6 separate regions of the Homo sapiens genome follow, and all the other regions are linked to region 1. The links are chromatin contacts, found by Hi-C or POLR2A ChIA-PET in ENCODE. All regions are on one chromosome and are shown on one strand. Each heading gives the region's core, a stretch centred on a gene start or an enhancer-like site at or near the end of the contact. The rest is flanking DNA. Distances are from core to core; before and after follow the strand shown. Region 1 overlaps LOC105372310 (a long non-coding RNA gene). Region 2 holds the start of ZNF431 (zinc finger protein 431). Region 3 holds the start of ZNF714 (zinc finger protein 714). Region 4 holds the start of ZNF430 (zinc finger protein 430). Region 5 holds the start of ZNF85 (zinc finger protein 85). Region 6 holds the start of PBX4 (PBX homeobox 4).

Region 1 (4,775 bases), core at 1,104-3,603:
TCAATCTATTCCTATGCATTAGTTATTGAAAAACAATAGGCAATCGCAAAAACAAGTTGACATTTTTATGTTCCTCGTGCCGGGTCATGAAAGGCCCTCGTGACTAGGCCTCATGCGAAACAACTAGTTACAAAAGAGCTAGGATACCAGACTGGGCTGAAGCTTCATGAGACCTCTTCTCATCTGTGCAGGAATGAGCGGCCGACTCTGGAGCCCAAGCTGTTGCTTCCCATCTGGTGGTGAGGCCTCCACTGTCTGGTGAGTGCAATGTCCGATGCTAGAGCCCAGGCTGTTGCTTCCCACTCTGGTAGTGAATCCTCCATAGTCTGGTGAGTGTAAATATATATATATTTTTTCCTTTCTCCTCTTCCCATTGCAATTTGCTTATTATATCAATCTACTTGTTATATCAATCTGCTTATTATATTGATTTGCTTATTACATAATTTGCTTATTATATCTGCATTGCTATTTACGTGGAATGAAGCTTGTTTACCCTTAAAGGTATTGTGTGTGTGTCTTTCCTTCTCCCCCTCGTGCGTTTCCCGCACAGAACACTTTTGGTGTCACAAACAGGATTCAAAAACAAAAGTGTGCCACTTTTTAGCAACAAGGGCAGGGCGGGAGGCTCGAGGACTTCCCATATCCCCGGATGGAAACTCCCCCAGTTCTCTCCCTTGGCAATTGAATGGTCAAGGGGAACCGGACTTTGTAAGAATTGGGAATCTAAATTAGTGCAATTTAGACCTTTGTGCGTGAAGTGCTGCAGGGAATTCCAGTCAGCAAAGGAGACGCTGAGGGGATCTCCCAGAGTGGATGGTGTTTCCTTACTGCTTATAAGATAATGTGTCAAGATAGGGGCTGGTTGCATCCTATGAAATGCAGGGAAATAATTCATTTTACCAAAGGCTAAGCCTAAAATACTAGAATTTGCAACCCCTACCACTAAAAATGAGGCTCAGAAATTTATTGGCTTGTTTGGATTCTGGAGACATCATATTCCCCACTTGGGTAACATGTTACAACCTCTGCATGCAGCCACCAGAAAACGCTATGACTTTGGGGAGAGAAAGAGATCATGGCTTCCGAACAAGATAAACAAGCAGTGCAACTGGCCCTGGATCTATGACCCATTTGGGATGGTCCCGTAGAACTGCAAGTAACTGTCCTAGATCAACATGCTAATTGGAGCCTTAGGCAGAAACAAGATGGGAAGAGGTACATTTCTGGTTTTGGACCCAGAAACTGCCAGAGGCCAGCAAAGCTTATAACCCTTTCGAGGAGCAATTGTTAGCTTGCTATTGGGCTTTGCTGGAAACGAAACACCTCTGCTTCAACCATGATGTCTTTATGAGGCTTGAAATTCCTATTATGACTTGGGTCATGAGTTCCCCCGAAACTCACCAGATAGGGCACGCCAAGGGGGAGAACTGGGGGAGTTTCCATTCCGGGATTTGGGACGTCCCCAAGTTTCCAGCCTTGGGCTCCAGAGTCAGACACCGCACTCTCCAGGCTGGAAGATTCTCCACCAGGCCAGGAAGCAACAGCATGGGTTCCAGAGTGGGACACCCGCACTCACCAGACTATGAAGGACTCACCACCAGACCAAGAAGCAACAGCCTGAGCTCCAGAGTCAGACACCACCCTCATCAGACTGTGGAGGATTCACCACCAGACAGGGAAGCAACAGCCTGGGCTCCAGAGTTGGCCACTCGTCCGTGCACAGACGAGGAGAGGTCTCATGAAGCTTCGGTGCAGTCTGGGACCACAGCTCTTTAGTAACGAGTTGTTTGGCATAAAGCCCAGTCACAGGGCTCTTCAGGACAGGGCTTAAGGAACACAAAAAGGTCAGCTTGTTTTTGTGATTGTCTATTGTTTTTCAACAATAGTAGCTGTAATCCCAGCTACTCAGGAGGCTGAGGCAGGAAAATCGGGTGAGCGAGACCCCGCCACTGCACTCCAGCCTGGGTGACAAAGCGAGACTCCGTCTCAAAAAAAAAAAAAAAAACATTAGCTTTAGTATTGATAATACACTACTAACAAAGTAAACGTTGATTTTCTCTTGAACAAAAATTTTATGTATTATTAATATGCCAGCAAAATACTTCTGTTCACCTTTTGAATACATTCAAAAGGAGAGTGAGTACAAAAGAGAATTTTCTCATGCTCTGGGGGGGGCCTGGGTCAGCTCAGGAAGGAAGCCCTGCCTGTAAAGGCTGCAGCTTAGGCTGTCTCTCTTCACTTAGCCCAGCATCTGATCACATCTTCTGTCACTCAGGGCCTGAGGGGCGGGACCTAAAGCATTATCCAATCAGAGACGCTGGGCTGGAAACCGTCCAATCAGGCACGCAGCTGGAGCGACGAGGACGGCTTTCCGCTTTTGGCGCGGCCTTTGTCTCTAGCTGCAGCCGGCGTTTCAGGTCTCGTCTTCACTGGTCTGTGTCCTATTCTCCTGGAGGCCCAGCCTCTGTGGCCCTGTGACCTGCAGGTATTGGGAGATCCACAGCTAAAACCCCAGGACACCCTGGAAGCATAGAAATGGTGAGAGTGCCCGGCCGACATCCCGAGACAGGAAGAGGGGCAGGGTGGAACTGGTGGGAAGTGACTGTGGCGGGACTCAGGCCTCTTCGCAGTCAGCTCCACAATGTGCGCCCCAAGTTCTCCTTGCCCAGGTTGGCCTCAGCCCCCTTCAGCCTTAAGATGGCGACTGCGCTGACAGCCGGGCCGCCAGGCCTCCTGTCTCTTCCTCTCGCAGTGACTGTGCCATGGCCTGGAGCCCTTTCTAGGCAGCTCTGCAGCGGCAGCGCCGCGTTTCTCCCAGATTTTGCAGGGACCATGGGAGGGTCGTCAGGGGAGAATCCTGACTCGGGATGTGGGTTCATGAATGGGAAGAGCTTTGGTCCGTGGGGTTCACAGTTTCTCTTTTCTGTTATTAAAAATGTGTGGAATCCGGGAGGTGGAGCTTGCATTGAGCCGAGATTGCACCACCACTCCAGCCTGGGCGACAGAGGGAGACTCCGTCTCAAAGAAAAAAAAAAAGTATGGTGCCAGGTACGAAATGCCAGTAATCCCAACACTTTGGGAGGCTGAGAAGGGCTGATCACTTGAGGTCAGGAGTTGAAGACCAGCCTGGGCAAAATGGGGAAACCCCATCTCTACAAAGAAAATAGAAAAATTAGCTGAGTGTGATGGCGAATGTCTCTAGTCCCAGCTACTCGGGAGGCAGAGGAGAGAGAATCGCTTGAACCCAGGAGGCGGAGGCTGCAGTGAGCTGATATCACACCACTGCATTCCAGCCTGGGTGACAGAGCAAGACTTTGTCCTTTTTTTTTTTTTTTTTTTTTTTGAGACGGAGTCTCGCTGTCGCCCAGGCTGGAGTACAGTGGCGCGATCTCGGCCCACTGCAGGCTCCGCCCCCTGGGGTTCACGCCATTCTCCTGCCTCAGCTTCCCGAGTAGCTGGGACTACAGGCGCCCGCCACCTTGCCTGGCTAATTTTTTGTATTTTTAGTAGAGACGGGGTTTCACTGTGTTAACCAGGATGGTCTCCATCTCCTGACCTCGTGATCCGCCCGCCTTGGCCTCCCAAAGTGCTGGGATTACAGGCGTGAACCACCGCGCCCGGCCTAAGACTTTGTCTAAAAAAATAAATAAATACATAAATTATGGGAGTCACCGCAAAAATATCAAATAATTTAATCAGTCATTCAAGAGCACCCAGCTATAGTTTGTAGTTTGCGGTCCATGGGAGGGGCTTGAAGGAAACATTGATAAGGTGCATGATGAAGAAAACCATATTCAATAATTCAATACGTATAGTTATGTAGTTTCTTTGTACAATTAAGGTGGAAATTTCCTGGTTATGTAATCAGAGCTTAATTGGCAGTTTATGGTTTTTTAAGCCTGAATTTTGTTTCCCGAATGTAGTAATTTAGCAAAAACTGCACTTGAGTTTAGATTTTTATTTTAGAAGGAGGAATCCGAGGACTAGAGCATCCTCAGTCTAATTGCCTGCCACTTAATTATTTCCACACCCCACAGGGGACTGATTTTTCCCTAGCATTTTTCACATGTGTCCTAAGCAGGGCCTGAAATGTACCCCACGTTCCTCAATTAATCATTTTTTTTAAAGCATTGCATAACACTATTGAAAAGACTTGTTTTCTCTTTGTAAATATTTCCCAGAAGAAAGCAAAGAATAATCCCCTGACACTGTATTGTAAAAAATATCTGTGCCTGCATTTCTTTTGTTGTTTTTGTTTTTTGAGATGGAATCTGGCTCTATTGCCAGGCTGGAGTGCAGTCGCGCGATCTCGATTTACTGCAACCTCCGTCTCCTGGGTTCCAGCGATCCTCCTGCCTCAGCCTTTCCAGTAGCTGGGACTACAGGCGCGCGCCACCACGCCCAGCTAAATTTTTGTATTTTAAGCAGAGACGGGGTTTCACCATGTGGGCCAGGATGGTCTCAATCTCTTGACCTCGTGATCCACTCGCCTTGGCCTTCCAAAGTGCTGGGGTTAGGCGTGAGCCACCGCGCCCGGCTCCTCTTTTTCTTTTATTTTTCCAGAGAACTTACCAAAATGTTTTTGGGTCAAGATTACCCTTTGTAAACTTTGTAGGGTGATGTGTCCTCAGCTATCCTTCAGTTTTTTTTCTGGGCCTGAGTTTTAGTACTTTCTGGGAATAAACCAAGATACCCACCATGGCTATGTCTGGTAGAGTGTCTAGTGACTATTAGCTCTTGGGTCATTTTCTCCCATAGGACCACCTGAAGTA
Region 2 (4,775 bases), core at 1,304-3,803, 900 kb before region 1:
GAATTTTTAACAAATGGGATACATAATTAGATATTAATTTTTTTTCTAAAACCCACCTCTTTTATGCCCTTTGTAAATATTTTCCTACCTGCCAGGCACAGTGGCTCATGCCTGCAATCCCAGCACTTTAGGAGGCTGAGGCAGGCAGATCATCTGAGGTCAGGAGTTCGAGACCAGCCTGGCCAACATGATGAAACCCTGTCTCTACTAAAAAAAAATACAAAAAATTAGCTGGGTGTGGTGGTGTGTGCCTGTAATCTCAGCTACTTAGGAGGCTGAGGTAGGAGAATTGCTTGAACCTGGGAGACAGAGGTTGTAGTGAGCCAAGATCAATCCTTCTGCAGCCTGGGCAGCAAGAGTGAAACTTGTTTCAAAAAAAAAAAAAAATTCCTACCTTTCAAGCCCTACTAATATAATGCAATTTACAGCTAAAAAAGTGAGGTCAAAATAAGTAAACAAATATTTTCAAGGTGACAAACCCAGGGAGTGGCAGTGCTGATTAAAAAACAAATGTGTGTCTGACTCATGTTTCAAGTCAGGCCATTCAATCACTTGGGAGATTCTTCCACCCACTCCTGCTCACTTATGTGCTCATGAACCACCCATACAGGAGACACTGCAGTATTTCTCGGTGACTGCTCCAGGTGCATTTTACTTTGCAAGTTCTTACACCATCTCACTAGAGTCAGGTTTTTTTGTTTTTGTTTTTGTTTTTTTCTGGTCTTTTGGGATACTATTTTATCTGTCACAAATTTTTCACTTTTTAACACTATTTTTCTTCCACTATATTTATTTCATTATCTTTCTGCCCCCTAAGACAATCCAGGGGGCATACATTATTTCTGTGTTTTCCCATCAGTGCCAGCATCGGACTGGCTGACCAGCAATGTGTCCCCAAGAAATGAAAGCTGGGTTGGGCGTAGACAATTTTAATGTCTCAAGAGGTTACCTTTTCAAAATAAGAGTAAACTAGAAGATTCCTCTCAGCCCCAGGGCATCCACTTGCTTCCTTGAGAGGATACACTCCATATTTCAAGTCGTCCTATGGAAGAAAATAAACCAGAAGCTGATATTCACTAGGCACTTTAGCTGACATAACCACGGTGGATATCTTAGTTCATCCCCAGACAGCACTGAAACCCACGACCAGAAAAAAACTAAAAGGTGGCTGAGGACACATCACCCCATAAAGTTTCCAAAGGAAAACCTTGACCGAAAAACATTCTGACAAGATCTCTGTGCCTAGAGAAGATACAAGGAGAAAAGGCACAGAGAGTTTTAACAATACAGTATCAGGGGATTATTCTTTGCTTTCTTCTCATGGGAAATATTTACAGATATTTTTTTTAAAAAATCTTTTAAAAAACTTTTTGAAAAGCGTCATTTAATGCTTTGTCAAAAAATAATTAAAATACGGTATAGAAAAGTACACTAAAAGACAAATAGGCGATAACGTGAATTAGGGAGGAAAAGCTGGCATTTGGAAACACCAGAAGGAACTGGAAATTTAGTATCTTACTGCAAGCCAGAGGGAGGCTGGAGAAATGAGGAATGGGGGTTAGACTTAAGACCCTGCTTGGGACACAGGTGAAAAATGCAGCGGAAAATCAGCTCCCCATGGACTGTGAAAATAATTAAAAGGCAGGCAATTAGACGGAGGTGTCTTTAGTCCCTGGGTTCCTACTTTAAAAAAATCTAACTGACGTACATTTTTCAGTAAATTACTACATTGAGAGAAACAAAACTCAGCCCTAACCAACTATAAACTGCCAATTAACCTCTGATTACATAATCAGGAAATTTTCACCTTTATTGTACAAATTAAGAAACTATGTAACTCTACCTAACCAATTACTGAATTTGGTTTTCTTCATCATGCTTTTTATAAAAGTCTTTTCTTCAAGTCCCGCCCATGAAGCACAAATTACAAACCACAGCTGGGTGCTCCACAATTTTTGAATCACTCTTTGATTAAATTATTTAATGTTTTTATAGTGACTCCCATATATTTTTAACAGAAGACAAGAGGAACTGGGAACTCCACGGAACAAAGCTCTTCCCATTCATGAACCCGCACCCCGAGTCAGAACTGTCCCCTGAAGACCCTCCCGTGGTCCCTGCACAATCTGGGAAAGACGCGGTGCTGCGGGTGCAGAGCTGCCCAGAGAGGGCTCCAGGCCAGGGCACAGTCACTGTGCAGTGAAGAGACAGGACGCCTGGGGTCCCGACTGTCAGCACAGCCGCCATCTTATGGCTGGAGGGGACTGAGGCCGAGCTGGGCAAGGAGAACTCGGGGCGCAGACTGTGGAGCTGACTGCGGGGAGGCCTGAGTCCCGCCACAGCCACTTCCCACCGGTTACAACCAGCCCTTCCCCTCTCTCGGGATGTCCGACCCGGCACTCTCACCATTTCTAGGCTTTCAGGGGGTCCCGGTGTCTTAGCTGTGGGTCTCCCAATACCTGCAGGTCACAGGGCCACAGATGTTGGGCCTCTAGGAGCAGAGGACACAGAGCAGCGAAGGGGAGACCTGGAGCTCAGGCTGCGGCGAGAGACAAAGGCCCCGCCACATCCCGGAAGCCGTCCTGTCCGCTCCAGCTGCGTGCCTGATTGGACGGTTCCCAGCCTAGCGTCGCTGATTGGATAACGTTTAAAACCCCACCTTCTCAGGCCCTGAGTGACAGAAGATGCGAACAGATGCTGGGCTGAGTGAAGAAAGAGTGACAGCTTAGGCTGCCGTCTTTTCAGGCAGGGCTTCCTCCCAGAGCTTAGCCAGGCCCACCCCAGAGGGAATTTGTATTTAACCTTGTGTGTAAAGTCACATGCATTTATAAATAACATACTGTATGCCTATTCACAAATGAAAAGAATATAATAACAATTATTTTAAAATTTCGGATTTTATGACCTTCCCGGCTTCTGGTCTTTCAGCAGGCCGTCTGAAATTTTAGAACGGAGGTAATTTTCTGAAATAAAATGTGAGCCATATGTAAATTTTAAATTTTCTAGTAACCAAACTTAAAAAAAAAAAGTAACAGGTTGAATTGATTGTAACAATTTAATTAACCCAATATATCAAAAAATTTTCATTTTAATGTGTGAGAAATATGTGATTATTAATAAAGTATATAAATATTTGAAACTAAATCTTTGAAACTAACTCTGTATTTTACCTTTCTAGCACATCGCAGTTCAGACCAGGAACATTCCAGGCACTCAGGAGCCACACATGACCAAAGCTTCCACATTGAAGTGCAGCTCTGATGTCGGGAGGTGAAGGGCCCCAGCAAACCTTTTCTGCCAGAGGTGAAGGAAAAGCCTCTCCCTACCAACATCTCCCTTCAGTTCTGAGGGTGGAACAGATAGTGGCCATAGAAAGAGCAGAGGGCAGCAAGAACAAAATAACCACAAGGAGACCACTGATAGCCACCTGTTGCCCATTTTCTTCCAGAGATCAGACAGTGAAGAAAGAATGTTGGGGCCACAGGATAATAAAACTCTGTGTCTTCAGATCTGTCCACACTCTTGACCTCAAATGTTTAGATATGGAGAAAACAGATTAAAGGCAAAACTTATTTTGCTATTGGCCTTGGCCCTAATGGTCAGGCCGTAGTTATCTGTTTTCTCCTGTGGTGTGTGGGACTGTGTGGGTATAAGCACCAATCACATGCATACATGTCTACGTGTATTTCTGCATTACTCAACATTCTCTTACAAGTCACCCAACTTTAAATCAGGGGAAAAAATCAGTACCTATAGGGTGCCCACTGTTAGAAGGTAACTAGTAATCAACCTGTCATAGAATCCTGGTGTCCTATCTGCACGGGGTGCATGTATTAGTTAGCTATTGTAGCATAACAAATCGTCCAAAACTTATTAGTTCATAATTGAGATGGTCAGCCATTTAGGCTAGACTGAGTGGGGCCGTTCTTCTAGTCTCAGCTGAGCTCTTTGAGACACGTATCATCAGCTGCTTGTTGACTAGCCAGCTGTGCTTCTGGGGGTGAGCTTCTAGTTCTGGGGCTGTCAACAGGGCACCTTGCTTCTCCTTCCCATGGTATCTTATTTTCCAGCTGGCTAACATGGCTTTATTCAGGGAGATGGCAGCATTCTGAAAGAAAAACAGAAGCATTCAAGACCATTTGAGCCTGGGCCCCAAACTAGCCCACTGTCATGTTCACAAGTTTCTACCACTCTGAGCCAATAAGGCCAGCCAGATCTAGGGTTTGGAAAACAGATTCTGGATCTTGATGGAAACAGTTGTAAAAGCACCTGGCAATGGGCATGGATACAGAAGAGATTAAAAATTGCCACCATTTTGCAATTAGTACCAATCTACCTCTTTTCCATATGTGGTTCATAGAACTCTTTCACATCAAGAAAATTGTCCAAAGACCCACAGATACTAAGTGGCTGGGCTGAGACTCAGGATTAACTCTGTCTGACTCCAAAGCCCATGTACCTCCATAGATCACACTACAAAGTAGCTGCCCTGCCCTAGACCCTTGAAATCCTGGAGAGTGACACTTGTACAGAAGAAACCAGATTCCTTCAGATTTGTGCTCAGTACTGTTTATCATTGGGAATAATCATCTCAAGAAATTGCAGAAGCACTAGCTGGCTCACACCTGTATTGTTAGCACTTTGGTAGCCTGAGATGGGAGAATTACGTGAGCTCAGGAGTTCCAGTGCAGCCTGGGCAACATAATAAGATGCTGTTTCCATGAAAAATAAAATAAAATAAAATTTAGCCAGCCATGGTGGTGCATGCCTGTAGT
Region 3 (4,775 bases), core at 631-3,130, 840 kb before region 1:
AGCATCTGATTACCTTTTCAAAGTAAGAGTACACTAGAAGCTTCCTCTCTGCCCCAGGGATCCACTTGCTCCCTTGAGAGGATACACTCCAGACCTCAGGTCGCCCTATGGAAGAAAATAAACCAGAAGCTGATATTCACTAGGCACTTTAGCTGACATAACCATGGTGGATATCTTGGTTGATCCCCAGACAGTACTGAAACCCACGACCAGAAAAAAACTAAAGGGTGGCTGAGGACACATCACCTCATAAAGGTTTCAAAGGAATACCTTGACCCAAAAACATTCTGACAAGATCTTTGTACCTAGAGAAGATACAAGGAGAAGAGGCACAGAGAAATTTTACAATACAGTGTCAGGGGATTATTCTTTGCTTTCTTCTCATGGGAAAGTTACAAACAGGTAACAAACCTTTTAAAAAGCGTCATTTAAAGCTTTGTCAAAAAATAATTAATTAAAATATGGTATACAAAAGTACACTAAAAGACAAACAGGTGATAACGTGAATTAGGGAGGAAAAGCTGGCATTAGGGAATGCCAGGAGGAACTGGAAATTTAATATCTTACTGCAAGCCAGAGTGAGGCTGGAGATATGGGGGACGGGAGGTTAGATTTAAGACAGTGCTTGGGACACAGTTGAAAAATGCACCAGAAAATCAGTTCCCCATGGAGTGTGAAAATAATTAAGCGGCGGGAAATTAGACTGAGGTGTCTCTAGTCCCTGGATTCCTACTTTTAAAAAAATCTGGCTGGGCGCGGTGGCTCACGCCTGTAATCCCAGCACTTTGGGGAGGCCGTGGAGGGCAGATCACCTGAGGTCGGGAGTTCGAGACCAGCCTGACCAACATGCAGAAACCCGTCTCTACTAAAACCACAAAATTAGACGGGCGTGGTGGCGCATGCCTGTAATCCCAGCTACCTGGGAGGCTGAAGCATTGGATCGCTTGAACCCGGGAGGCAGAGGTTACGGTGAGACAAGATCGCCCCATTGCACTCCAGCCTGGGCAACAAGAGCGAAACTCCATCTTAAAAAAAAAAAATCTAACTGAGGTGCATTTTTAGTAAATTACTACATTGAGAGAAACAAAATTCATCCTTAACCAACTATAAACTGCCAATTAACATCTAATTACATAACCAGGAAATTTTCACCTTTATTTTACAAATTAAGAAACTATGTATCTGAACCTAACCAATTACTGAATTTGGTTTTCTTCATCATGCTGTTTATAAAAGTCTTTACTTCAAGCCCCGCCCATAAACCATAAATTACAAACCACAGCTGGGTGCTCCACAATTTTTGAATCACGCTTTGATTAAATGCTTTAGTGTTTTAACGGTGACTCCCATACATTTTCAACAGAAGAGGAACTGGAACCCCACGGACCCATTCATAAACCCGCACCCCGAGTCAGGATTCTACCCCTGGGACCCTCCAGTGGTCCCTGCACAATCCGGGAGAGACGCGCCGCTGAGGGTCCAGAGCTGCCCTGAGAGGACTCCAGGTCAGGGCCCAGTCACTGCGCAGGGAAAAGACAGGACGCCCGGGATCCCGCAGTCAGCGCAGCCGCCATCTTATGGCTGAAGGGGACTGAGGCCGAGCTGAGCAAGGAGAACTCCGGGCGCAGATTGTAGAGTTGACTGCGGGGAGGCCTAAGTCCCACCACAGCCACTTCCCACCGCTTACAACCCGCCCCTTCCCCTCTCTCGGGATGTCGGACCCGGCACTCTCACCATTTCTAGGCTTCCGGGGTACCTGGCGTCTTAGCTGTGGATCTCTCAATACCTGCAGGTCACAGGGCCACAGAGGCTGGGCCTCTGCGAGCAGAGGACACAGGGCAGTGAAGGCGAGACCTGCAGCTCCAGCTGCAGCGAGAGACAAAGGCCCCGCCACATCCCCGAAGCCGTCCTGTCCGCTCCAGCTGCAGGCCTGATTGGACGGTTCCCAACCCAGCGTCGCTGATTGGATAACTTTTAAAACCCCACCTTCTCGTGCCCTGAGTGACAGAAGATGTGATCAGTTGCTGGGCTGAGTGAAGAAAGGGTGACAGCCTAGGCTGCAGCCTTCTCAGGCAGGGCTTCCTCCCAGAGCTGAGCCAGGCCCACCCCAGAGGGAATTTGCCTTTAAACTTGTGTGTAAAGTCATATGCATTTATAAATAATATATGGCTCTTCACAAAGGAAAAAATATAATTTTATAATAACAATTATTTTAAAATTTCAGATTTTATGACCTTCCTGGCTTCTTTCTGGTCTTTGAGCAGGCAGGCTGAGATTTTAGAAAGGAGGTAATCCTCTGAAATAAAATGTGAGCCATATGTGAATTTTAAGTTTTCTAGTAGCCAAACTTGAAAAAGAAACAAGAACAGGTTGAATTGATTGTAACAATTTAATTAACCCAATATATCAAAAAAATTTTCATTTTAATGTGTGAGAAATATGTAATTATTAATAAAGTATATAAATATTTGGAACTAAATCTTTGAAACTAACTCTGTATTTTACCTTTCTAGCATCGCACTTCAGACCAGGCGCCACACATGGCCAATAACTGCCACATTGAAGTGCAGCTCTGATGTCAGCGGTGTGAAGGGCCCAAGCAAACCTTTTCTGCCAGAGGTGAAGGAAGAGCCTCTCCCTACCAACATCTCTCTTCCGTTCCGGGGGTGGAACAGATAGTGGCCAAAGAAAGAGGAGACGGCAGCAGGAATAAAATAATTACAAGTAAAGCACTGCTGGATGAGATCACAGGCGCGCGCCACCATGCTCGGCTAATTTTTTGTATTTTTAGTAGACACGGGGTTTCACCATGTTGGCCAGGCTGGTCCTGAACTCCTGACCTCAGGTGATCTGCCCGCTTTGGCCTCCCAAAGTGTTGGGATTACAGGCGTGAGCCACCGCACCCAGCCTCAAAATGTTTTTTCTTTCTTTTTTTTTAATTTTAAAAAATGATGGGAACATGTCAAAGGGAGCCAGCCTGAAAGAACTCCCAATGGTCCATCCTGGAACAATGTTAGCATCCAAATGAATAATTAGAGCACTGACCTATAAAATAAATCAAGTCAAATAAATAAATACCCATGCATTTACACTGATACACAAAAAACTTTAAATAAATAAAAAAGAAAAAAGGATAGGGAAATTTTTTTTTACAGAATTCCAAATACTAATCAACATAGATAAAATGCTAAAGAAACCATCACAAAACCACCAGTTATTATTGTATCCAAGGTTAACTGAGGAGTGTAAAAATTGTAAATAACACTTAAAAAATAAGCATTGTATTTGCATAGCACCAAAGTATCTGACTAAATTGTACCCTTCAGTTTTAAAGCAACCTATCACTATTAAAAGCAACAATTATGACTCTTTGTTACTGGATTTATAATATGTAGATGTAAAATTGTAAAAGCACCACAAAAGATCAACGAATAAAATAGAATCGCCCAGGCACGGTGGCTCACGCCTGCAATCCCAGCACTTTGGGAGTCCGAGGTGGGTGGATCAAGAGGTCAGGAGTCCGAGACCATCCTGGCTAACAAGGTGAAACCCTGTCTCTACCAAAAATACAAAAACTTACCTGGGTGTGATGCCGCACGCCTGTATTCCCAGCTACTCGGGGGGCCGAGGCAGGAGAATCGTTTGAACCCGGGAGGCGGAGGTTACAGTGAGCCGAGATCGCGCCACTGCACTCCAGCCTGGCGACAGAGGGAGACTCTGTCTCAAAAAAAAAAAAAAAAAAAAAAAGAGCTGCCTGGGCAACATAATAAGACCCCATCTCTACAAAAAAAAAAAAAAAAAAAAAAAATTAATTAGCCACTGTAGTGGTGTGTACGTGAAGTCCCATTTACCAAGGAGGCTGAGAGCTAAGAATTTTGAGGTTTGATTGAGCTGCACTCTGGCCAAGATGACAGAGCTGTCTACAAATACATACACACATGTGTAAAATATAACACTTTTTTAAAAAGCTTGCAAGTTCTTTTATGATCCCGTGTCTGTGCATTACTGTAATAATATGGATTAGAAGCAGAATAACTGTATCCAATATGGAGTTTGAGAGAAAACAGAAATATATCATCTGTACTTCAGGTGTCCTGATAAGGATCAGCGGAGGGTTCTGCCCTCTGACTTTATCTCTACTAAATGCATGAGAGGCAGAGTTTTTTTGTTTTGTTTTTTGTTTGTTTGTTTGTTTGTTTTGAGACGGAGTCTCGCTCTCTCACCCACGCTGGAGTGCAGTGGCACAATCTCAGCTCACTGCAAGCTCCGCCTCCCGGGTTCACGCCATTCTCCTGCCTGAGCCTCCGGAGTAGCTGGGACTACAGGCGCCCGCCACAACGCCCGGCTACTTTTTTGTCTTTTTAGTAGAGACGGGGTTTCACCATGTTGGCCAGGCTGGTCTCTAACTGCTGACCTCGTTATCCGCCTGCTTTGGCGTCCCAAAATGTTGGGATTACAGGCGTGAGCCACCGCACTCGGCGAGGCAGAGTTTTTAACATAATTTTTTTTTTTTTTTTTTTTTTTTTGAGACGGAGTCTCGCTCTGTCACCCAGGCTGGAGTGCAGTGGCTCGATCTCGGCTCACTGCAACCTCCGCCTCCCAGGTTCAAGCGATTCTCCTGCTTCAGCCTCCAAAGTAGCTGGAACTATGGGCACGCGCCACCACGCCCAGCTAATTTTTTTTTGTATTTTTAGTAGAGACGGGGTTTCACAATGTTGGCCAGGATGGTCTCGATCTCTTGACCTCGTGATCTGCCTGCCTCGGCCTCCCAAAGT
Region 4 (4,775 bases), core at 444-2,943, 780 kb before region 1:
AGAAAGAACTGGAAATTTAGTATCTTACTGCAAGCCAGAGTGAGGCTGGAGAAATGGGGGACGGGGGTTAGACTTAAGACCCTGCTTGGGACACAGGTGAAAAATGCAGCAGAAAATCAGTTCCCCGTGGAGTGTGAAAATAATTGAGTGGCAGGCAATTAGACTGAGGTGTCTCTAGACCCTGGGTTCCTACTTTTAAAAAGATCTAACGTGGCTGGGCGTGATAGCTCACGCCTGTAATCCCAGCATTTTGGGAGGCCAAGGCAGGCGGATCACCTGAGGTCAAGAGTTCGAGGCCAGCCAGGCCAACATGGTGAAACCCCGTCTCTACTAAAAGTACAAAAATTAGCTGGGCAGGGTGGCAGGCGCTTGTAATTCCAGCTACTCAAAAGGCTGAGGCAGGAGAAGCTTGAACACAGGCAGCGGCAGAAGTTGTAGTGAGCCGAGATTGTGCCACTGCACTCCAGCCTGGGCGACAAGAGCGAGACTCCATCTCAAAAAAAAAAAAAAAAAAAAAAAAAAAAAATCTAACTCAGGCGCATCGTTTTGAAAATTACTACATTGAAAGACACAAAATTCAGGCTTAATCAACTGTATACTGCCAATTAAGGTCTGATTACACAACCAGAAAATTTTCACCTTTATTGTACAAACTAAGAAACTACATAACGGTACCTAACCAATTACTGAATTTGGCTTTCTTCATCATGCACCTTATAAAAGTCTTTCCTTCAAGCCCCGCCATGAACAACAAATTACAAACCACAGCTGGGTGCTCAACAGTTTTTTAATCACTCTTTGATTAATTTCTTTAATATTTTTGTGGTGACTTCTGTACATTTTTTTTTTCCGAGACGGAGTCTTGCTCTGTTACACAGGCTGTAGTGCAGTGGCGCTATCTCGGCTCACTGCAATCTCCACCTCCCAGGTTCAAGTGATTCTCCTGCCTCAGTCTCCCAAGTAGCTGGGACTACAGGCGTGTACCACCATGCCCGGCAAATTTTTGTATTTTTAGTAAAGACGGGGTTTCACTATGCTGGCCAGGCTGGTCTTGAACTCTCCTGACTTAGTGATGCGCCCGCCTCGGCCTCCCAAAGTACTGGGATTACAGACGTGAGCCACCCCTCCCGGTCTGTACATTTTTAATAGGAGAAAAGAGGAACTAGGAACCCAGGACCAAAGTTCTTCCCATTCATGAACTCGCACCCCAAGTCAGGATTCTCCCGTGACGATTCTCCCGTGACGATCCTCCCGTGGTCCCTGCACAGTCTGGGAGAGACGCGGCGCTGCGGATGCAGAGCTGCCCAGAGAGGGCTCCAGGCCAGGGCACAGTCACTGCGCAAGGAAGAGACGGGACGTGCTGGGGCCCGCCTGTCAGCGCAGCCGCCATCTTAAGGCTGATGGGGACTGAGGCCCAGCTGGGCAAGAACTCGGGGCGCAGATTGTGCAGCTGACTGCCGGGAGGCCTGAGTCCCGCCACAGCCACTTCCCACCCATTACAACCAGCCCCTCCCCTCTCTGGGGATGTCGGACCCGGCACTCTCACCATTTCTAGGCTTCCAGGGGTTCCTGGCGTCTTAGCTGTAGATCTCCCAATACCTGCGGGTCACAGGGCCACAGAGCCTGGACCTCTAGGAGCAGAGGACACAGAGCGCTGAAGACGAGACCTGGAGCTCAGGCCACAGCGAGGGACAAAGGCCCCGCCAAACCCGGAAGCCGCCCTGTCCGCTTCACCTGCGTGCCTGATTGGACGGTTCCCTGCCTAGCGTCTCTGATTGGATAACATTTAAATCCCCGCCCCCTCAGGCCATGATTGACGGAAGATGTGATGAGATGCGGGGCTGAAAGAAGAGTGACAGCTTGGGCTGCATCCTTCTCTGACAGGGCTTCCTCCCTGAGCTGAGCCAGGCCCACCCCAGAGGTTATTTGCATTTAACCTTGTGTGTAAGGTCATATGCATTTATAAATAATATATGGGGCCGGTCACGGTGGCTCACGCCCGTAATCCCAACATTTTGGAAGGCTGAAGCGGGCAGATGACCTGAGGTCGGGAGTTAGAGACCAGCCTGACCAACATGGAGAAACCCAGTCTTTATAAAAAATATAAAATTAGCGGGTTGTGGTGGCCCATGTGTGTTATCCCAGGTACTCGGGAGGCTGAGGCAGGAGAACCGCTTGAACCTGGGAGGCGGAGGTTGCGGTGAGCCGAGATTGTGCCATTGCACTCCAGCCTGGGCAACAAGAGCACAACTCTGTCTAAAATATATATATATATATATATATATATATTTATTTATATATATTTATTTATATATATTTTTATATATTTATTTATATATATTTTATATATTTATATATGTATTTATTTATATATTTATATATTTATATATTTATTTATATATATTTATATATATTTATTTATATATATTTATATATATTTATTTATATATATTTGTATATATTTATTTATATATATATTTATATATATTTATATATTTATTTATGTATTTATATACATTTATATATATTTATATATATTTATATTTATATAATTATATATATTTATATATTTATATATATTTATATATATATTTATATATTTATATATATTTATATTTATATACTTATATATATTTATATATTTATATATATTTATATATATTTATATATTTATATATATTTATATATTTATATATATTTATATATAAATATTTATATATTTATATATATATATTTATATATTTATATATTTATATATATATATTTATATATTTATATATATTTATATTTATATATTTATATATTTATATTTATATATTTATATGTATATATTTATATATATTTATATTTATATTTATATATTTATATTTATATATATTTTTTATATTTATATTTTTATATATTTTTATATATTTATATATTATACATATTTATATTTATATATATTTATGTTTTTATATATATTTATATTTTTATTTTTATATATTTTTATATATATTTATATTTATATATATATAGTGGCTATTCAAAAATGAAAAGAATGTAACAATAATTATTTTAAAATTTCAGATTTTATGACCTTCCCGGCTAAAGGAGGCAGCCTCAGATTTTAAAAAGATGGTAATCTTCTGAAATAAAATGTGAGCCACATGTGAATCTTAAATTTTCTAGTAGACAAACTTGAAAAAGAAACAAGGAACAGGTTGAATTGATTGTAACAATTTAACCCAATATGTCCATAATATTATCATTTTAATGTGTGAGGAATGTGTAATTATTAATAATGTATATAAACATTTGAAACTAAATCTTTGAAACTAACTCTGTATTTTACCTTTCTAGCACATCGCAGTTCAGACCAGCCACATTCCAGTCACTCAGGAGGCACACGTGGCCAATAGCTGCCACATTGAAGTTCAGCTCTGATGTCAGGGGGGTGAATGAACTGAACATCCCTTTTCTGCCAGAAGTGAAGGCAGAGTCTCTCCCTACCAATATCTTTCTTCAGTTCTAAGGGTGGAACAGATAGTGGCCATAAAAAGAGCAGATGGCAGCAGGAGTAAAATAACCACAGGTAGACCACTGCTGGCCACCTGTTGCCCACTTTTCTTCCAGAGATCAGACAGTGAAGAAAGAATGTTGGGGCCACAGGATAATAAAACTCTGTGTCTTCAGATCTGTCCACACTCTTGACCTCAAATGTTTAGATATGGAGAAAACAGATTAAAGGCAAAACTTATTTTGCTATTGGCCTTGGCCCTACTAGTCAGGCTGTAGTTACCTGTTTTCTCCTGTGGTGTGTGGGACTGTGTGGGTATAAGCACCAATCACATGCATACATGTCTACCTGTATTTCTGCATTACTCAACATTCTCTTACAAGTCACCCAACTTTAAATCAGGGGAAAAAATCAGTACCTATAGGGTGCCCACTGTTAGAACATAACTAGTAATCAACCTGTCATTGAATCCTGGCATCCTATCTGCACTGGGTGCATGTATTAGTTAGCTATTGCAGCATAACAAATCATCCAAAACTTATTAGTTCATAATCGAGATGGTCAGCCATTTAGGTTGGGCTCAGTGGGGCCATTCTTCTGGTTTCAGCTGAGCTCCTTCAGTCATATGTCGTCAGCTGCTTGTTGACTAGGCAGCTGTGCTTCTGGGGGTGATGTTCTGCTTCTGGGGTTGTCAATAGGGACACCTTGCTTCTCCTCCCCATGATACCTTATTTTCCAGCTGGCTAACATGGGCTTTTTTCCAAGGTGATGTCAACATTCTAAAAGAAAAACAGAAGCACTCAAGACCATTTGAGCCTAGGTCCCAAACTAGCTCATTGCCATGTTCACAGGTTTCTACTGCCCTGAGCAAATAAGGCCAGCCTGATCTAGGGTTTGGAAAACAGATTCTGAATCTTGATGGAAACAACTGTAAAAGCATCTGGCATTGGGCATGGATACAAGGGGGATGAAAAATTGCTACCATTTTGCAAACACGGTGGCTCAGACCTGTAATCCTAGCACTTTGGGAGGCTAAGATGGGAGAATTATGTGAGCTCAGGCGTTCCAGTGCAGCCTGAGCAACATAATAAGATTTTGTTTCCATTAAAAAAATGAAAAAATTAGCCAACCATGGTGGTACATGCCTATAGTCCCAATACTTAGGTGGCAGAGGCAGGAGGATTGCTTGAGTCTGGAAGGTCAAGGCTGCAGTAAGCCATGATTGGCTGCACCACTGCCATCCACACTGGGTGGTAAAATGAGACTCTGTCTCAAA
Region 5 (4,775 bases), core at 1,110-3,609, 680 kb before region 1:
GGGTGACCTTTTTTTTGTCTTTTGGGATACTATTTTTTCTTTCACAAATCTTAGAGAATCCAGGGGGTAAAAATTATTTCTGCATTTTTCTCTCAATGTGTCTCCAAGAAATAGAAGCTGGGTTGGGTGAAGTCAATCTTTTTTTTTTTTTTTTGTATACAGTCTCGCTCTTTCACCCAGGCTAGAGTGCAGTGGCATGACCTTGGCTCACTGCAACCTCCACCTCCCGGGTTCAAGTAATTCTTCTGCCTCAGCCTCCCTAGTAGCTGGGATTACAGGTGTGTGCCACCAGGCCTGGCTAATTTTTGTATTTTTAGTAGAGATGGGGTTTCACCATATTGGCCATGCTGGTCTCAAATTCCTGACCTCGCGATCCGCCCGCCTCGGCCTCACAAAGTGCTGGGATTACAGGTGTGAGCCACCGCGCCCAGCTGGGTGAAGTCAATTTTAATGTCTCAAGGAGTTAGCTTTTCAAAGGAAGAGTACACCAGGAGACTGCACTCAGACCCTGGGTATCTACCTGCTCCCTTGATAGGATACACTTCATACCTCAGGTTGTCCTATGAGAGAAAATGACCCAGGAGCTGATATTCACTAGACACTCTAGCCAACATAGCCACAATGGTGGGCATCCTGGTTTATCCCCATACAGTACTGAAAACCCAGGACCAGGAAAAAACTGAAGAGTGGCTGATGACCCATCACACCATAAAGTCTCCAAACGGAAACCTTGACCCACCAATATTCTGATAAGAACTCTGTGCCTAGGGAAGATAAAAGGAAAAGAGACACAGAGATTTTTTTACAATATGGTGTCAGGGATTATTATTCACTTTCTTCTCATGGGAAATATTTACAAACAGAAGACAATTTTTTAAATAGTGCCATCCAATGTTTTGTGGAAGAATTATTAATTGAAATATAAAATGTACAATAAAGGACAAATAATTGATAATGTGTATCAGAGAGGGGAAGGTGGCATTTGGGAATGTCAATGACACTGGAAATTTAGTATTTTACTGTAAATCAGAGTTAATCTGGAAGAACAGGGAGTAAGAAGTAGACTTGAGACCCTGCTTGAGACATATGTGAAAAATGCAGGGGAAAAGAAGTCCCCTGTGGACTGTGAAAATGATTCAGTGGCAGGCAATTAGACTGAGGTGGCTCTAGTCCCTGGGGTCCTCCTTTTTAAAAAAATCTAACTAAAATTTCATTTTTTAGTAAATTACCACATCGGGGAAAACAAAATTCAGGCTTAACCAACTATAAACTGCCAATTAAATTCTGATCACATAACCAGAAAATTGCCAACACGATCGTACAAATTAAGAGACTATATAACTGTACCTAACCAATTACTAATTTGATTTTTTTATCATGCACCTTATAAAAGTCTTTTATTCAAGCTCCTCCCATGGACCACAAACTACAAACCATAGCTGAGTGCTCTACAATACTTGAACCACTTTTTAAGTTCTTTAATATTTTTGCGGTGACTCCTATACATCTTTTTTTTTTTTTTTTGAGACGGAGTTTCACTCTTATTGCCCAGGCTGGAGTGCAGTGGCGCGATGTAGGCTCACTGCAACCTCCGCCTCCCGGGTTCAAGCGATTCTCCTGCCTCAAACTCCTGAGTAGCTGGGATTGCAGGCGCGCGCCACGACGCCCGGCTAATTTTTGTATTTTTAAAAATTGAGACGGGGTTTCACCATGTTGGCCAGGATGGTCTTGAACTCCTGACCTCAGATGATCCGCCCGCCTCGGCTTCCCAAAGTGCTGAAATTACAGGCGTGAGCCACCACGCCCGTCCCCCCATACATTTTTAACAGAAAAAAAGAGGAACTGGGAACCCCACAGCCCAAAGCTCTTTCATGAACCCGCACCCCGAGTCAGGATTCTCCCCTGACAACCCTCCCGTGGTCCCTGCTCAATCTGGGAGAGACGCGGTGCTGCGAATGCAGAGCTGCCCAGAGAGGGCTCCAGTCCAGGGCACAGTCACTGCGCAGGGAAGAGACAGGACGCCCGGGCCGGCTGTCAGCGCAGCCGCCATCTTATGGCTGGAGGAACTGGGGCCGAGCTGGGCAAAAAGAACTGGAGCGCAGATTGTGGAGCTGACTACAGGGAGGCCTGAGTCCCGCCACAGCCGCTTCCCACCGGTTTCAACCAACCCCTTTCCCCCTCGGGATGGCGGACCTGGCACTCTCACCATTTCTAGGCTTCCAGGGGGTCCCGGCGTCTTAGCTGTGGATCTCCCAATACCTGCAGGCCACAGGGCCACAGAGGCTGGGCGTCCACGAGCAGAAAACACAAAGCAGGGAAAACAAGACCTAGAGCTCAGGCTGCAGCGAGAGACAAAGGCCCCGCCACATCCCGGAAGCCGCCCTATCCGCACCAGCTGCGTTCCTGATTGGACGGTTCCCAGCCCAGCGTCTCTGATTGGATGATATTTAAGGCACCTTCTTTTCAGGCCCTGAGTGACAGAAGATGTGATCAGATGCTGGGCTGAAAGAAGAGCGAGTGACAGCCTAGGCTGCAGCCTTTTCAGACAGGGCTTCCTTCCTGAGCTGAGCCAGGCTCACACCAGAGAGTATTTGCCCTTACCTTGTGTATCAATTTATATGCATTCAAAAATAATATATTATATGGCTATTCACAAATGAACAAAGTATAACAACAATTGTTCTAAAATTTTAGATTTTATGACCTTCCTGTATTCTGGTCCTTTGAACAGGCAATCCTCTGAAATAAAATGTGAGTCACAGGTGAATTTTAAATTTTCTAGTAGCCAAACTTTAAAAAGAAAGAAGAAACAAGTGGAATTGATTGTAGCAATTTATTTAACCCAATATATTCAAAATATTTTCATTTTAATATGTGAGCAATATGTAATTATTAATGAAATATAAATACATTTGAAACAAAATCTTTGAAACTAATTCTGTATTTTACCTTTCTAGCACATCGCAGTTCAGACCAGCCACATTCCAGGCACCCAGGAGCCACACATGGCCAATAGCTGCCACATTGAAGTACAGCTGTGATGTCAGTGGGGGTGGAGGGCCTGAACACCCCTTTTCTGCCACAGGTGAGGGGACAGCCTCTATTTATCAACGTCTCTTTTCAGTTCCGAGGGTGAAACAAATAGTGGCTATAGAAAAAGCTGATGGCAGCAGGAATAAATCACAGGTAAACCACTGCTTACCACCTGTTGCCCATCTTTCTTTCAGAGATCAGACAGTGAGCAAAGGATGATGGGCCACAGGAGAAAAAAAACTATGTCTTCAGATCTGTTCACAGTCTTGACCTTTAATGTTTACATAGGAAGAAAATAGATTAAAGGCAAACTTATTTTGCTATTTGACCTCGACTCTAATGTTCAGGCTGTGGTTACCTGTTTTCTTCTGTGGTGTGGGAAACTGAGTGAATATAAGCACAATCACATGCATACATGTCCACATGTATTTCGGCATTTCTTTTTTTTGAGATGGAGTTTCACTCTTGTTGCCCAGGCTAAAGCGCAATGGTGTGGTCTTGGCTCACTGCAACCTCTGCCTCCTGGGTTCAAGCAATTCTCCTACCTCAGCCTCCCGAGTAGCTGGGATTACAGGCATGCACTACCACGCCCGGCTAATTTTTTGTACTTTTAGTAGAGACGGGATTTCTCCATGTTGGTCAGGCTGGTCTTGAACTCCTGACCTTAGGTGATCCAACCGCCTTGGCCTCCTAAAGTGCTGGGATTATAGGCATAAGCCACCACCCCTGGCCATATTTCTGCATTTCTCAACATTATCTTACAAGACATCTAACTTTAAATCGGGAAAAATATCAGTACTTTTATGGTGCCCAATGTTAGAAGGTAACTAGTAATCAACCTGTTATTAAATCTTGGCATTCTATCTGCACTGGGTGCACATATTAGTTAACTATGGCAGCATAATGAACCATCCAAAACTGATTTGCTCATAATTGAAATGCTCAGCCATTTAGGCTGGGCTCAGTGGGGCCATTCTTCTGTTCTCAGCTGAGCTCCTTCAGACATGTATCATGAGCTGCTCATTGACTAGGAAAGCAGCAGCTGTGCTTGTAGAGGTGAGCTTCTGCTTCTGGGACTGTCAACAGGGATACCTTACTTCTCCTCTTCATAGTATCTTATACTCCAGTTGGCTAATATGGGCTTTTTTCTTTTCTTTTTTTGAGACGGAGTCTCGTTCTGTCGCCCAGGCTGGAGTGCAGTGGTGCGATCTCTGCTCACTGCAAGCTCCACCTCCTAGGTTCAAGTGATTCTCATGCCTCAGCCCCCTGAGTAGCTGGGACTACAGGTGCCCACCACCACACCCGGTTAATTTTTTTGTATTTTGAGTAGAGACGGGGTTTCACTGTGTTAGCCAGGATGTTCTCGATCTCCTGACCTCTTGATCTGTCCATCTTGGCCTCCCAAAGTGCTGCGATTACAGGCACCAGCCACCGTGCCTGGCCTAATATGGGCTTTTTTTCATGAATATGGCAGCATTCTGAAAGAAAAACAGAAGCAGGCCGGACATGCTGGCTCATGCCTGTAATTCCAGAACTTTAGTAGGCCAAGACAGGTGGATCACATTAGGTCAGAAGTTTGAAACGAGTCTGGCCAACATGGCGAGACCTCACCTCTACTAAAAATACAAAAATTAGCTGGGTGTGGTAGCATATACCTGTAGTCCTAGCTACTCAGAAGGCTGAGTCAGGAGAATTGCCTGAATCTGGGAGGTGGAGGTTGCAGTGAGCCAAGATCATGCCAC
Region 6 (4,775 bases), core at 853-3,352, 620 kb after region 1:
GCGCTCTGAGCTGGCTGTTCACATCAGCTCCTCCAGGTTTTAACCTGCACCCCGTGGGTCTCCTTCGAGACCATTTCCTCTTGTCGATCTCCCGTCTCCACCAAGTGGCTTCAAATTTTTGTCTCTGCTGGTCCCTGAAGCTTTCAGTGCCCACCCCTCCAAGTTCTCTGAAGGATACTACTTTGTTGGGGTTGGGGGCAGGTTTTGCTCTCTCACCCAGGCTGGAGTGCAGTGGCACAAACACAGCTCACTGTAGCCTCGACCTCCTGAGCCCAACTTATCCTCCCGCCTCAGCCTCCCAAGTAGCTGGGACCATGACCAGCTAATTTAGCTATTTTTTTAATTTTTATTTTTGTAGAGATGGGGTCTCACTATGTTCCCCAGACTGGTCTTGAACTCCTGGGCTCAAGTAATCTCCCACCTCAGACTCCCAAAGTGTTGGGATCATAGGTGTCAGCCACTGCACCCAGCCTGAAGGCCACTACTGTTCAGGCCTCCTGGGCAGTGCTGTGCTTGTGGGTGACCTTTTGAACAGGCACTGGTCTCCGTGGCTCCCATGCAATCTATTACTTTCTGTCATTGGAGCCAAGTGTCGGTTTCCTTCATCAGAGAGCTTTCCCTATTGTCCAGACACTCGGTCAATGTCTTTCATTTTTCACTCCCTGCCGTCCCCTTTGGAGTCTCCCGACGCTCTCCAATCCAGCCATACCAGATGGTGTTTGAATTTCCTCCCCAGCAGCAATGGAGAGAACGTGGGCCCCACCCTGGAAGGGCTCCCAGCCAGCAGGCTGAGGACCTTTTACTGAGCCCACATCTGGAGACTGTCCTCATAGCAAATAGGCTCCAGGAGGTTCTGTGACTTTGGAGAAGAGATTCATGTCCAGGCCATTACTTTTTTTTTTTTTTTTTTTTTTTGAGACCTGGTCTCCGTCAACCAGGCTGCAGTGCAGTGGTGCAATCATGGCTCACTGCAGCCTCAAATTCCCAGGCCCAAGTGATCCTCCCACTTCAGCCTCTCAAGTCCCAAATAGCTGGGACCACAGGCGTGCACCACCACGGGGTCTCACTATGTTGCCCAAGCTGGTCTCAAACTCCCGTGCTCAAGTGATCCTCCCGCCTCTGCCGCCCAAAGTGCTAGGATTACAGGCATGAGCCACCGCCCAGTTCCTTTTCTTGTGCACTAGGAGCCTTCGATGCTGTGTCCTAAGGACTAGAAACAAAGATGTGAGGATTCGCTCTGATTTGGGGTACACTGCAGGGGAGTCTCTCAGTAAACATCCTTCCTTCATTCGGTAACCACGTGGTAGCATTTTCTATGCCCAGAACTGTAATCTGCGAAGATGAATAAACAAGCGAGGTCACTCTTCAGCTGGACCTTGAAAGGTGACTGGAATTGATTTCTGCAGTGGAGAAAAGCGCTGCGTTCTGACCTCCTCGTTGCCATCAACCACGCACGCCTGCGCCCCGCCTTAGCCAGGTGAACGGGGCGTGGAAAGCTCTAGAGGAAGAGCCAGGGGCCCCAGTGGCCCACCTGATGGGGCTGAGGATGCAGGGAGCATTAGGGGGACTGAGCAGGGGTCTGGGGCTTGGGGCTTCTGGAAATGAATGGGGGCTGTCGATCAAGCTATAAGAGGTGTGGGGTTCTGAGGAGGAGGGGGTGGCTTGGAGGAAGAGTTGGGGTGCTCTGGGGAGTGAGGGTCTCTGAGGACCGAGGGCTTTGAGGAGAAGGGGGCCCTGAGGAGGAGCAGGAACTCTGAGGAGATGCGAGTGGGGCTGAAGGAGGCGTGCACCGCGCGAGATGTGAGGGATGGGGGCCTCTGGCTGGAGCGGAGCCAGCGCTGCCCTCTCTCAAGGGGAAGGAGGGCGCTTATGAGAAGTGCCGTTGCCTCGGCAACCCCAAACCCAGTCCAAGCCCGGAGAGGGGGAAGTTCGGGGCGAGTCCCGGGGGCGGTGCGTGGCGCCGGTTGGCTGACGGAGATGAAGGGGCGTGTCTGTAGGCGGTGCAATACACGGGTTGGCTGGCGATAGCGGCGGTGGGCGTGGCTTAGGCGCGAGCGAGAGCGGGCGCGGCGCTCAGGCAGCGGCGGTTGGCTGCGGCGCCAGTGGTAGTGCTCCAGGCTCGACGGCACCCTCACAGCGCCCGCCCGGCCCTGCCGCTCATGGCCGCCCCGCCGCGCCCCGCGCCATCGCCCCCCGCCCCGCGGCGCCTCGACACGAGCGACGTCCTGCAGCAGATCATGGCCATCACCGACCAGAGCCTGGACGAGGCACAGGCCAGGTGCTGCCCGCGGGCTCGGCAGGGGCCACGCAGGGTCGTGGCAGTGAGGTTGGCGGGCTGAGGGGACGGGGCGTGGAGGCCAGACTGACGAGGGGCGCTTGAGGAGGGCTGGAGGGGGGTCCCGAGGACGAAGGGATGTATGGGGTTCAAACGGAACGGGCTGGATAGGCCTTATGGGGCCGAGCAGTGGCGTGAAGGATTTTCAGCAGCTCATCTTGGGGCGAGAAGGTTGGGTTTAGGGGTTTAGGGAGTAGGGCTGAGAAATGGGCACGTACGGGACTTTTGACGAGTGAATGACTAAATGGGTACGTTAATGGGACTCCTGCGGCTGGAAGTTTTTTTGTTGTTGTTTGACACGGTCTTGCTCTGTCGCCCAGGCTGGAGTGCAGTGGCGTGATCATGGCTCACTGCAGCATCCACCTCCCCGGCTCAGTTGATTCTCCTGCCTCAGCCTCCCGAGTAGCTGGGACCACAGGCGCACGTGCAACCACGCCCGGCTGATTTTTTTGTATATTTTGTAGAGACAGGGGTCTCGCTATAGTTGCTTAAACTCCTGGGTTCAAGCACTCATTCCGTCTCGGCCTCCCTAAGTGCTGGGATTACAGGCGCGAGCCACCGAGCCCGGCCTGTGGGTGGGAAGTTTCCAGGGCAGATGATGGAGAGTGAGTGGCTGGGAATGGGACTCAGGAATGTCTGCAGGAGACTGAAGAACTGAACTGGGGTAACTTGGTGTGGGAACCATCGAGAACTTTTGGGAAAAGGGTTAGTAGAGGAGTGGGTGGAGATGGAAGACCTATTTTCTTTTTAATGAATTCAGCAAATTTTTATTGAATCCTTACAATAACTGGATAGGGAACCGGGTGCTGACATAGTCCCTGCTCTCGAGTACATGATTTAGGGGAGGGAATGTAAATAGCAAAAAATAAGGACTGGGTGGAGTGGCTCACATCTCTAATCACAGCACTTTAGGAGGCTGAGGCAGGAGGATTGCTTGAGCTCAGGAGTTCGAGACCAACCTGGACAATGTAGTAAGACCTCGTCTCTACTAAAAATAAAATTAAAAAATTAGTTAGGTGTGATGATGCAAGCCTGTAGTCCCAGCTACTTAGGAGGCTGAGGCTGCAGTGAGCCGAATCAAGCCATTGCACTCCAGCCTGGGTGACAGAGCTAGACCCTGTCTCAAACAAAAGCAAAAAAGTATAAGCCAGGCATGGTAGCATGGGTAGGTAATCCCAGCTGCCTCCCAGTGGGAGGATCACTTGAGTCCAGCAGTTTGAGACCAGCCTGGGCAACATAGTGAGACCATCCTGTACCAATCTGAGAAAAGAAAAAAATAAAATAAATGGCAATAAAAGCTGTAGGGATAGGGGTTGCATGCTATAGGAAGCCAGGTGGAGAAGAACATCTTTGGAGAGGACAGCACCTTCAGAGGCCCTGAGGTGGGAAAGAGGATGTAAAAAGCGGAGTCTGGCTGGGAAGAGAAAGTTCCTAGCCAGGGAGGGAAAGAGTTGAGTTTAAAGGAAGGCTGGGGCCAGGTGCGGTGGCTCACGCCTGTAATCCCAGCACTTTGGGAGGCCAAGGCAGGTGAATCACGAGGTCAGGAGTTCAATACCAGCCTGGCCAACATGGTGAAACCCAGTCTCTACCAAAAATACAAAAATTAGCTGGGTGTAGTGGTGCACACCTATAATCCCAACTACTTGGGAGGCTGAGGCAGGAGAATCACTGGAACCTGGGAGGCGGAGGCTGCAGTGAGCCGAGATCACACCACTGCACTCCAGCCTGGGCGACAGAGCGAGATTCCGTCTGAACAAAAAATAATAATAATAATAAAGGGAGACTGGAACCCAATTACATGGGGCCTACGAATCTCAGTAAAGAGTTTTGTTTGTTCAGCCAGGCACAGTGGCTGACACCTGTAATCCCTGCACTTTGGGAGGCCAAGGTGGGCAGATCACCTGAGGTCAAGAGTTCGAGACCAGCCTGGCCAACATGGCAAAACCCCATCTCTACTAAAAATACGAAAATTAGCTGGGCGTGGTGGTGCATGTCTATGGTCCCAGCTACTTGGGAGGCTGAGGCAGGAGAAACACTTGAATCCAGGAGGTGCCTGGGTTCAAGCGCCACTGCATTCCAACCTGGGCGACAGAGTGAGACTCTGTCTCCATAAAAAAATAGTTTTGTTTTTGTCATCTGGATAACAATCAATAGGGAGTTCGGACTATTTATTCCAGTTGCAATGGGGAAAAATAAAGGAGTTTTTAGACCTCCCATCCCGTTTACCTCCACTCACCACTTGTCAGCCAGCCAGGATCCGTAGAATCTGCTTCACAAGGCAGCCCACTGTGTCTGGGTCCTGCAGTGATTATTACAGAAAAGGAAAGGAAAGGACTGAAGTCCTTTTGGAGGATGAGGCCTTGTTGAATGGGGACTGTTGTAAGGTGAGGGACGGTCTCTGGGTATGGGACTAGGGTCTGGTGGTGTGGACTGTGTACCC

Evidence for each region. Hi-C counts contacts between places; a loop is a spot of excess contacts on that map. ChIA-PET counts read pairs that join two places held with the same protein, here RNA polymerase II (POLR2A). Pooled maps may share reads with other maps.
Region 2: a loop to region 1 is called in a pooled map, with 6 times the contacts of the local background. The contact joins the promoter of ZNF431 here to the enhancer-like site in region 1. A Hi-C loop is called at or near these places in 5 of 50 pooled maps. POLR2A ChIA-PET finds 5 or more read pairs at or near these places in 4 of 52 experiments (GM10248, OCI-LY7, WTC11 and 1 more).
Region 3: a map of CD4-positive, alpha-beta T cell shows a loop between it and region 1 (15-fold over the local background). The contact joins the promoter of ZNF714 here to the enhancer-like site in region 1. A Hi-C loop is called at or near these places in 1 of 168 maps with a recorded cell type or tissue (CD4-positive, alpha-beta T cell) and 6 of 50 pooled maps. POLR2A ChIA-PET finds 5 or more read pairs at or near these places in 3 of 52 experiments (H1 and WTC11).
Region 4: a map of naive thymus-derived CD4-positive, alpha-beta T cell shows a loop between it and region 1 (7-fold over the local background). The contact joins the promoter of ZNF430 here to the enhancer-like site in region 1. A Hi-C loop is called at or near these places in 2 of 168 maps with a recorded cell type or tissue (dorsolateral prefrontal cortex and naive thymus-derived CD4-positive, alpha-beta T cell) and 9 of 50 pooled maps. POLR2A ChIA-PET finds 5 or more read pairs at or near these places in 4 of 52 experiments (CD4-positive, alpha-beta T cell, PC-9 and WTC11).
Region 5: a map of naive thymus-derived CD4-positive, alpha-beta T cell shows a loop between it and region 1 (22-fold over the local background). The contact joins the promoter of ZNF85 here to the enhancer-like site in region 1. A Hi-C loop is called at or near these places in 1 of 168 maps with a recorded cell type or tissue (naive thymus-derived CD4-positive, alpha-beta T cell), 1 of 37 single-sample maps with no recorded cell type and 10 of 50 pooled maps. POLR2A ChIA-PET finds 5 or more read pairs at or near these places in 7 of 52 experiments (CD4-positive, alpha-beta memory T cell, OCI-LY7, PC-9 and 3 more).
Region 6: a pooled map shows a loop between it and region 1 (5-fold over the local background). The contact joins the promoter of PBX4 here to the enhancer-like site in region 1. A Hi-C loop is called at or near these places in 1 of 50 pooled maps. POLR2A ChIA-PET finds 5 or more read pairs at or near these places in 2 of 52 experiments (activated B cell and naive thymus-derived CD8-positive, alpha-beta T cell).

What each region holds. Positions count from the first base shown.
Region 1 is chr19:20,236,054-20,240,828 of GRCh38, reverse strand. LOC105372310 (a long non-coding RNA gene) reads left to right here. Exons shown (of 7, transcript XR_007067164.1): 2 at 192-329; 3 at 1,039-1,847; 4 at 2,279-2,541. Among named protein-coding and RNA genes, the nearest start is that of ZNF486, 71 kb to the right of the region's middle. RefSeq lists enhancers at 1,604-2,122, 2,634-3,144. Within about 2 kb of position 2,353, at least 17 of the 41 ENCODE cell types and tissues checked have a DNase peak (open chromatin) inside an H3K27ac peak, as active enhancers do; they include OCI-LY7, where a contact is called at or near this core.
Region 2 is chr19:21,139,818-21,144,592 of GRCh38, reverse strand. It overlaps ZNF431 (zinc finger protein 431), which reads right to left and starts at 2,553. Exons shown (of 5, transcript NM_133473.4): 1 at 2,407-2,553; 2 at 950-1,042. The coding sequence starts at 2,409. RefSeq lists enhancers at 67-1,266, 2,048-2,527.
Region 3 is chr19:21,079,308-21,084,082 of GRCh38, reverse strand. ZNF714 (zinc finger protein 714) reads right to left here and starts at 1,880. Exons shown (of 5, transcript NM_182515.4): 1 at 1,735-1,880; 2 at 14-105. RefSeq lists an enhancer at 1,392-1,541.
Region 4 is chr19:21,017,575-21,022,349 of GRCh38, reverse strand. It overlaps ZNF430 (zinc finger protein 430), which reads right to left and starts at 1,693. Exons shown (of 5, transcript NM_025189.4): 1 at 1,547-1,693. The coding sequence starts at 1,549. RefSeq lists enhancers at 818-1,409, 1,410-2,003.
Region 5 is chr19:20,920,835-20,925,609 of GRCh38, reverse strand. ZNF85 (zinc finger protein 85) reads right to left here and starts at 2,359. Exons shown (of 4, transcript NM_003429.5): 1 at 2,207-2,359. The coding sequence starts at 2,209.
Region 6 is chr19:19,616,014-19,620,788 of GRCh38, reverse strand. It overlaps PBX4 (PBX homeobox 4), which reads left to right and starts at 2,102. Exons shown (of 8, transcript NM_025245.3): 1 at 2,102-2,278. The coding sequence starts at 2,160. RefSeq lists a silencer at 2,111-2,320.